2 separate regions of the Mus musculus genome follow, and region 2 is linked to region 1. A link is a loop called in an ENCODE intact Hi-C map of the cell type or tissue named here. Cell type or tissue: left cerebral cortex. All regions are shown on one strand. Links, peaks and the distances in the headings refer to the core of each region. The heading gives the core; the rest is flanking DNA.

Region 1 (4,761 bases), core at 737-3,236:
ATCCTTAGGTAAGGGTGGGTAGCTTGTTAGCTCCACCTCTCCAGCAGGAAAGCATGTCCACGGTAAGGTAGATACTGTAGAGTTTAGCTTTGTTTTGACCTTTCTTTCTTCGTTGCTTGGGATTGTACTTGGGACCTTCACTCATGCAGCCCATGTTTCAGCCTTGCATAAATCTATAAATATATGGTTGGAGTCAGGTCCAGCATATGTGGGTACCAGTCCCAGTCTGGTATAGCAATTTATTAGCTATTTGTCTTTAGACAAGTAACTATAGGGTTCTGAGCTGTAATGGCCACCAAACAGGTCCTTTAAGTATCTTTATTGGCCAAACACCAGGGTTAAAACACTGAACACAGTATGGTGGTTTCAACTGTCATGGAGTCCACATTCTAGCAGGGGAATTTTACACACAACTCACAAATGATACAGACCACAGCAGGGTGATTTGACAGAGACAACGAAGGGCTTGCCTGAGCTGCAGTAGTCCGGGAGCAGCTCTTGATGGGATCTGAGATCTAGATGGCAGAGCGCCCTTCCTAGATGAAATCCAAGCCTCTGGTTACTCCTCAGCAAGAGTAGCTGGAGGAAGACCAGAAGTGAGGAGGAAAAGGCTCAGAGTGGAGCATCTAAGCCTGCAGCACCTCCAGAGACAGGCTTTGGAGCTTGCCTGTGGTTCAGCCTACTGTGGGAAGAGACCAGTGAGGGTTTTAAGCTGTGGGGATGGGTATATTTTGGAAGGCGAACAAGAACACCAGCAGCTCAGGCAATGTAGGAGGGCGGGAAGGTGATGGATGATCGAGGACGGCCCCAGAGATTTTAAGGACTGTGTAGGTGGGGTGAGAAGCACTGTGGGTGAGGTGGAGTTAGAGGGAAGAAGTGAAGATCTATTTTTTTGGCCATGAGGAATTTGGGGTGCACACACACACATACATACACACCCCATCATGTCCTTGTCTACAGACGGGGTGATAATGGTACTGGAAGGTAGAAGGTGGAAAGAGGACCAGCAAGGAAGGTATCCAGTGCCCACCCCACAGCTCACCCTCAGACAGACCTTGTTCTCATTTTCATTACCCAGGTGCCCGGAGAGGCCAGTCCCATCACCATGGTTGCCAAACTCAGCCAATTGACAAGTCTGCTGTCTTCCATTGAAGATAAGGTACTCACAGGTGTCCTGTAGCACCTCCTGATTTCTCTGCAGTCCCCTATTTGCACTGAGTGTCCAAGTCCCAGGTTCTGCATTCCTATGACTCGCTGACATTCCTGCTGTCCACAGGTCAAGTCCTTGCTGCACGAGGGCTCAGAATCTACCAACAGGCGTTCCCTTATCCCTCCGGTCACCTTTGAGGTGAGTGATTCTGGAGCAGTATTTGGCCGTCGGTTCCTGTGAAGAGAGTGCTTTTGATTTAGGCTGTGAGGAGCGAGGAACTCAATGGCAGAGAATAGTAGTCAGGCCAGCCACCTCGCTGGGGCAGTGGGTAAACACTAAAATCGCTGCCTAAATGCACCAGTGAAGTACCCCTCATGGGAGGCTGCAACGAAAGAGCTCCCCATTGGTCCAAGATGGTATGAACCTCCTTAAAATAGGAAGGAGAAGTGACATCAAACTGAGGGCCACACGTTGCCTATAAAATGGTGTCTGGTACAGGAACAGTGGGAGAAAACAATTATTTTTGTTTTGGGGGTTTGGTTTTTTTGTTTTGTTTTGTTTTGTTTTTTTGTTTTTTTTTTTTGAGACAGGGTTTCTCTGTGTAGCCCTGGCTGTCCTGGAACTCACTTTGTAGACCAGGCTGGCCTCAGACTCAGAAATCCACCTGTCTCTGTCTCCCAAGTGCTGGGATTAAAGGCGTGCGCCACCACCACCCAGCTTTTTAGTTTTTTGTTTCTTGTTTTTTGGGGGAGAAAACAATTCTTATGATTTCCTTAAAAATGACTGGCTTAAGTGGAGACCTAGAAAGGTGGTTCTTTCTCTTTCTTTTTCTTTCTTTCTTCCTTTCTTTCTTTCTTCCTTCCTTCCTTCCTTTTTTTTTTTTTTTTTTTGTTTTTCGAGACAGGGTTTCTCTGTATAGCTCTGGCTGTCCTGGAACTCACTTTGTAGACCAGGCTGGCCTCGAACTCAGAAATCCGCCTGCCTCTGCCTCCCAAGTGCTGGGATTAAAGGCGTGCGCCACCACGCCCAGCTCCTTCTTTCTTTTTTTAAAGGTTTATTTATTATTATACATAAGTACACTGTAGTTGACTTCAGATGAACCAGAAGAGGGCGCCAGATCTCATTACAGATGGTTGTGAGCCACCATGTGGTTGCTGGGATTTGAACTCAGGACCTCTGGAAGAGCAGTCAGTGGCTCTTACCCACTGAGCCATCTCGCCAGCCCAGGTGTATTTTTCTTAATGGACCCCCATGATTCTTGTACTTCCAGCTCAACTTGGTCCTGCCTTTATGAGACACCCCACTGCCCACCCCAAAGCCCTCTTCATCCCTGAGAGGAGTCTCACAAAAAACAGATTTCCATTTCTTCTTACCACCTTGGTTTTTTAAATTTCACATTTATCTATCATCTGTCTGTCTGTCTGTCTGTCTGTCTGTGTGTCTGTCTGTCTATCGTGTGTGTGCTGAGTGAGTGAGTGAGTGAGAGAGAGAGAGAGAATATGAAGGAAAAGGACAGCTTGCAAGAGTGGATCTCTCCTACCGTGTGGGTCCCAAGAGATTGACTCCAGATTGCCATGCTTGGTGGCAGATTCCTTTTCCCACAAAACCATCTTGCCTGACTTCTCTACTGCTCCTGGCTTTAGGGGGGCTTTTTTGTTTGTTTTTATTTTTGTTTTCATGAGATAGGACCCCCAAATAGCCTCCTTGAGTCTACCTAAACCTTCCACCACACCCAGCTTAGCTTTTCATTTTCTAAACATGTCTGCGTAGGAATCGTCTTCCTAATTATTACCAGTCGATGTTCAATTAGCGGTTGTAACAAGGCCCCAGAGTGTGAATCTATTGCTAAGATTCTTTCCGGAAGTAGATGACACATCAGATTAATAAGTGTTGTCAAACTCATCAGTGAATGAACCATTTCCCAACAGTTCATCTGTTTCCTCCACCAAATCTGTTGGTGGAGCAGCTGGGTTACACATGGGCGAGCTGGGCTCAGCCGCGGTGCCAGCCATTTTTCCAGCATGCTATGGAATATAGGGGTGTTATCAGGCCAGGGTGGGAAAAGCCTGGGAATAGCGAGCCAGATAGCCTCACCCGGGACATTGACCATCCCAGCCATGTAGATAAATCAGAGTTGACATCACCAAAGCCAGCCACTGACTGCATGTCTTATGCTCTGAAGGTGAAGTCAGAGTCCCTGGGCATTCCTCAGAAAATGCATCTCAAAGTGGACGTTGAGTCTGGGAAACTGATCGTTAAGAAGTCCAAGGATGGTTCTGAGGACAAGTTCTACAGCCACAAAAAAAGTAAGCCACCCACCCCAACCCTGCAACACACACCCCATGTTCTGGTTCCTGTGTGAGAGCTCTTATGAATGACCAGTGACTAGATGTCAACAGCGACTGTCTTAGTTACTTTTCTATTGCTATGACAAAACACCATGACCAAGACCACTTACAAAATAAAGTGTTTGATGTGGGACTCACAGCTCCAGGGGGTTAGAGCCCATGACCATCACAATGGGGAGCATGGTACCAGGCAGGGGAGTGTGGCGTTGGATCAGTAGCTGAGAAACTACGTCTTGGTTCACAAGCATAAAGCAGAGAGGGCAAACTAGAAATGCCGTCAGCTTCTGAAATCACAAAGCCCCGCCCCCAGTGCCACATCTCCCCCAACAAGGCCACACCTCCCAATCCTTCCTAAACAGTTCCAGCAGTTGGAAACCAAACATTCAAATATATGTGTCTATGGGAGCCATTCTCATTCAAACCACCTCAGTGATTGTCAGCAAAAGCCAGTCCCACCCCCTTTGCAGGGTAGTCCCTGTCCATGGGTGCTCCCCAAGCCGCTCCCTGCCTATGGAAGTCTTTTCCTGATACAAGGGCACTCCTTAGGGGCCTCCCCTGCATACTTAGCCGCCAGCCCTGAAAATGAGATTATAAATTTGTCACAACTGCCCCATAGCAGTCCTGTGTACACACGGTGATTTCATGTGTCTGTGTGACTGTCCTCTTCCCTGCAAGCATGCAGTTACCTCACTGTGCCGGGACAGGCCCTGTACTCACGGTATTGTTGGCAGAGCTGCTGGGTTACCACCCATAGCAAATCACTAACCCTGTGGAGCTGAAGTATATGAAGCCTGCGTCTAAATGGTCCAAACTCTCACTGCCGCTCTGTCACTTGGCAGCTGGGGGACCTTGACCCGTCTCTCTGAACCTCAGTTTCCAGTTCTCAGGGATGAGAAAGATTGAGTGAACAACATGAGGGACAGCCCAACACCCAGCTTCCTTTCCACCAGCTCTCCTCATGGACACCGTTGAGCCACTGCAGCTCTTCTGTCTGTTGTACTGTCCAGTATTTGTACACACAGCAGGAAAGTTCCCCATGACAGCTGGCGGAGAAGCTGCTGTGGGCAGAGCAGCATCCAGAGAAGCAAGCCACCCATATGGTCCCTGCCCACATGCAATTTGTATTCTGGTGCATTGAGGGTGAATAATTCTCAGCTAAATCTACCAATACAGTGGCTTCAGCTACTCGGAAGCTTTGAAGAAATCAGGACAGCATGATAGGTAAAGATCCTTTGGGAAGAGAGAATGGACAGAGGAGGCTAG
Region 2 (4,761 bases), core at 752-3,251, 200 kb before region 1:
CACACATAGCCCTTGGCTGGATGGACAGAGAGCACGGGGTCCTCAGCCAGGCCAGGGGTGGATGCCTTGACCCAGCATGCTAATGGGAAGCCCAGAACTCAGTAGTTTAGGCCCCGAGGGCCGGTAGATACTTTATGCTGTTGCAGAACCAGCGGCCCATCGAGAGCACAGCACAGAGGCAGTGCAAAGCAGCAAGGGACCCTGGTCACTCAGGCAGGGGTAAGGGCTCGCTCTGTCCCCAAGTGAGACACAGTGTTTACACGGGATCCTCCCTCCCTCCCACTCTCCCTCCCTTCTGGGGTGGTCACTGGAGGCTTAGTCATCAGGGTCCTGGAGGCCTGGCTGCCTGACTGGTCTCTTTACTGTAACACATCTTTTCTCCTAACCTTTAGTTTTCTTCAGTTCACAGTTAACATAGCTTCTCAGGCTGAGTATAACCCTGTCTACTCTGTACTGGCCGGTTTTGTGTGTCAACCTGACACAGCTGGAGTTATCACAGAGAAAGGAGCCTCCCTTGAGGAAATGCCTCCATGCGATCCAGCCTTAAGACATTTTCTCAATTAGTGATCAAAGGCGGAGATCCCATTGTGGGTGGTGCCATCCCTAGACTGGTAGTACTGGGTTCTTTAAGAAAGCAGGCTGAGCAAGCCAGGGGAAGCAAGCCAGTAACATCCCTCCATGGCCTCTGCATCAGCCCCTGACTCCCAAGTTCCTGCCCTGTGTGAGTTCCTGTCCTGAATTCCTTTGGTGATGAACAGCATCGTGGAAGTGTAAGCTGAATAAACCCTTTCCTGCCCAACTTGCTTCTTGGTCATGGTGTTTTATACAGGAAGAGAAACCCTAAGTCAACTTTCCTCTACGCCTGCTCTCACCCTCTGTAGCAGCCACAGTGACAAATGTCAGCCACATCAGGTGAGGATGGAACCTGAGACATCCTCCCCCTCCCCACCTCTTACCTACACCTCTGCAGTCCTTCTCATCATGCTTTATGACTCTTGTTTCCCCAGTACCTTTGAACTTTCAGGTTTCTCTATATACAGTGTTCTTTCTTCCAGATGTTGATGCCACTGGCTCCTCTAAGCTGAGCCTCACTTAAATCTTGCTTGTCTTTCTTGATTCCTCCAATTGGCAGTAACCAGGCAGGCACCCTCGACTGGGTTAACTCATTGCTAACCCTGACAGCTATGCCCACTTTTCTGGATATGTCTGCCAATCTTTACTTCTGGAATATAGCTGAGCCCTCATTGCTTGGAGCACAGTAAGGCCCTAATTGGCCCTTATTTAACAAATGGATTCTCTAAAATACTAGTGGAGAGGTAGAAGGAGCTAAGGCTTGGACAGGGGAGGCCTGTAGAGCCCAGGGCATGGTCAGGGGTCACACCTGGACCAGCAGCTTGAGTCTCGTGATCCTCTGGAAAGGCAAGATGAGGAAGGAGGAGAAAGGCAGGCCCTTGCATTTGGGGTCCAGCTCCAACTGTGCGATCAGTTCCCGGAAAGCGGCCTTCTCCTGTCTGAAGATCCAGACACAGGGGGCTGTCTCTGAGCTCAGGCCCTGGAGGTGTGAATAGAAGATGCTTCCCCCACCCTCTTCTCCCTCCCCTTCTCATTTTTCAAAATGGAAAATAAACTGTTCATGTAAACGTCAAGTAACAATAGTGGCTCCATATGCCTGGCCATGAAGACTTGGCAAAGCATGATTTGTGTGGGAGGGGTAAGAATCCCATTGTAGCCAAGGTTATGAATCAGACATACAATTAGATGACTTCATCAGGCAGGAAGCCGAGGCAAGGTAAACCCACGGAGAGATGCAACCCGCTGCAGGCTTAAGGCACCTGCCAGGAAAGCCTGAGCTATTTTTGACAGGTGGCCTGGCCACGTGGCCCAGTGCTGCCGAAGGCCAGGAAGACAACTGCCAGAGACTTACTGCAGGGTAGCAGCAGACATCAGGGCAGTCACTGTACCTACTGCTAGGGGGAGCAGAACCCCCAGCTGCACCCACAGGGCAAAGTTCCATGGTGACCAGCTATCCTGGGGATTCTTGGGAACTGCAAGACACAGACATCTATTCTGCTTGCTGCTTAATCAGAGAAGTAGCACCCGATTCCCACCACTTCCAAACAGTCACTGGGAAGCACCCAGATGAATGCCTAGATACTCAAAGCTTAAAATGTCCACTTCAACCATGTGGCTTGATAGAAAGGCCATCAAATCCAGATGCTATTTGAACAGTGGGCATGTGGCACACTGAAACCTTTCTGGCTCTACAACAGAGCCTAGAAGCCATGGGGAACTGACTCTGTCACAAATGACTAGAAACCCACCCACTGAGTCAGCTGCAGTATGCTTCTTAGTGACTGTCACAGAACTGCCACCTTTGACCCACAGCTTCTTAACACAGTAGCTGCTGCCATGTGCCAGGCAGAGTTTGCCAGCCTCCTCAGGCAACCTGGGTAGATTTGTCTGTTCTAATGAGGCCCTCAACCTTGCCTTTGTTCTCAGGGCACCCCAGAGACCCCTGTACCTGGACTGTGTATGGGACTGCAAACCTGGTCTTGATTTTCTACTATAGGTTCTCATACTGGAAAGACTTTTGTCTTGCTTTGTTTGGTTTGCGTGGGTGGGTACCAAAAGGCAACCCCTTCCTTGTGGTCCAAAGGAAGGTCGTGAAATGGGAGACTGTCTCCTAGTTCACATGCAATGCATGACAAGCCAAGACTCCTTTCTGCCCACCACTGGCTTTCTTACTACTTCAAACCTATATTTCCAATGTTCTAGACCTTGGATCATCCCTGTGGCTATACATTCTTTCCTACAGGGATTTCTTGGCTGTTCTGGAGACAGGTCTGGAGGCTTCAGATGACTCCCCTGGAGCACAGGCAGACTACTGGTTTTCTAGTGACACCAAGATCTCAGGGAACATGCTAGAGTCAGATGCTCTCACCCACCTGGCTAAATTGTGTGACTTAGTGTGGCCCTGGGGAATGCCCAGGCAAGGATGGCTGAACCCAGGCAGGGTATACTCACAGGAGCTGCTTGTATGTCCTTTCCTGGTAGGTCTGGTTACTGACGTAAGTGATATAGACCGAGAAGTGATCAGCTGCGTAACGGTACACGATGTCGCACACATCCGAGATAACAATGTTCTCCTCCATGCGGTGCTCTAGCTCCAGCAAAAACCTGCGAGAGACAGAGGCTGGGCTGAAGGTCCCTGAAGGTGCCTGGAGATTAGTGTGCCGGGCTGGACAGACCAGCACTCTCTCCCAAGGTCGGTGGGACTCTGCATGCTCTGTGCTCCTCTGAACACAACAGGGAACAGCCATGGTTTTAGGTGGATAACACCACCAGAAGTATGCAGAGGGAGAGAGGGCATGAGGCTCATCTTTTAACTCTTACTGTGTACTGATGTGTTTGCAGGTGTAACAGAATGATGCGCAAGCTGTGTCTCACAATGGTCCCCTGGGTACTAGGAGTGGCAGGGATTGGATGAACCTAGACTGGCATCATGGCCACCACTCATTAAGCCAATGGACAACGCATGGGGAGTGTAACATGGGGGTCTCTACTTCTGTGTTGTGGAATTTTTCAAATTAAAATCAGAGTTGGTGTGTAAATAGCAAGCTCAGAGATTGCACGGGTTGCTCTGGCATCGATGAGCCATCACCCTTAGAAGTTACTGGATAGGAGGATAGGATGGCTGCCAGCAGAGGCAGAGACTCCGAAGAAAAGGCAGGTGTCAGTGCAAAGGGGCAACTGGAGGGCCCACACACAGACAGCAAGAGCAATCGGGCTTCCACATGTGACACTGAGTGACCCTCACTGTAGGGGAGGGATGTCTTCGCCATGCCCCACCTAATCTGAATGTGGGAAGTTGGCCTAGTGCTCTCCAGGATGCTGGGAACAGCTCAATGAACCTTTCATCCTAATTTCTCTCCTCTTCCTCCTCCTGGTCTTTCTCTTCCTCCTCCTCTTCCTCCTCTCCCTCCTCCTCTTCCTCCACAAGAGCTCACTTCCACCTTTACCCAAGTCCAACCTCAGGAAACACAGATCCCACATCCTTTCCTGGATTGCTGGATGCCTCATGGAGAGGAGAAAGAAGCAGCAATCTGGGCTCCACTGGCCCTGGCCTGCAGGGAGCTTAGGTTTTCGTATTTCCATGTGAGCAGTTGTTCCCAGAAGACCTTGGGCATTGTCATGAGACCCACACAGATTTGCATAAGATTCAGCTCAACATCACTCTAACCAGTTAGGAGAGCCCTCTAACTCAGAGCACCATAAAGATGCACAGGTCTCAGAGGCCAATGGGAAGAGACCCAGGGCTACCAACTGGCCAACCTGCTGGAGAAGACAATGGGCTTTTTGGTTTACATCTGTGTGTGTGTTGGGGGGGAGGGGAGTCAGAGGTCAAAGGTCAACTTCAGGTGTCATTCCTCAAGAGCCATGCCCCTAGTTTCTTTTGAGACAATCTTCCATTAGTCTGTAGCTTGCCAATTAGGCTAGACACCAGCCACTAGCCAGCGCAAAGGATTCTCTTAGCTCCCCATCCCTAACACTGGAATGACAAGTGAATCCCACCACCTTTAGCTTTCATGTGGGTTCTGGGATCACACTCAAGTCCTCATGCTTGCAAGACAAGTGTTCTACCCGCTGCCCTGTCTCCCCCGTGCCTAGATTAATGGCTTCATCCTCCCTATTTCTTTATGTAAAAATCCAAAACATTCAAAGGCCTAGAAGCCCAACCGGTGAGCATGGACCCTGGTTTCA

The links. Peaks named below come from ENCODE experiments on the same cell type or tissue, not always from the same donor. Only the 100,000 strongest peaks of a DNase experiment are listed, where the experiment ranks them.
Region 2: a loop joins it to region 1, with 5 times the contacts of the local background. A loop is called at or near these places in 1 of 42 quality-filtered maps.

What each region holds. Positions count from the first base shown.
Region 1 is chr1:87,680,411-87,685,171 of GRCm38, forward strand. It overlaps Inpp5d (inositol polyphosphate-5-phosphatase D), which reads left to right. Exons shown (of 27, transcript NM_010566.3): 7 at 1,079-1,159; 8 at 1,277-1,348; 9 at 3,333-3,456. Among named protein-coding and RNA genes, the nearest start is that of Gm33470, 42 kb to the right of the region's middle. In left cerebral cortex, for the core only: a CTCF peak has its summit at 2,267 (motif pointing right); no DNase peak of the experiment used is centred there; H3K27ac peaks cover 950 bases.
Region 2 is chr1:87,484,775-87,489,535 of GRCm38, forward strand. It overlaps Ngef (neuronal guanine nucleotide exchange factor), which reads right to left. Exons shown (of 13, transcript NM_019867.2): 5 at 3,025-3,177; 6 at 1,382-1,511. Among named protein-coding and RNA genes, the nearest start is that of Snorc, 17 kb to the left of the region's middle. In left cerebral cortex, for the core only: a CTCF peak has its summit at 1,967; a DNase peak (open chromatin) is centred at 1,774; H3K27ac peaks cover 1,955 bases.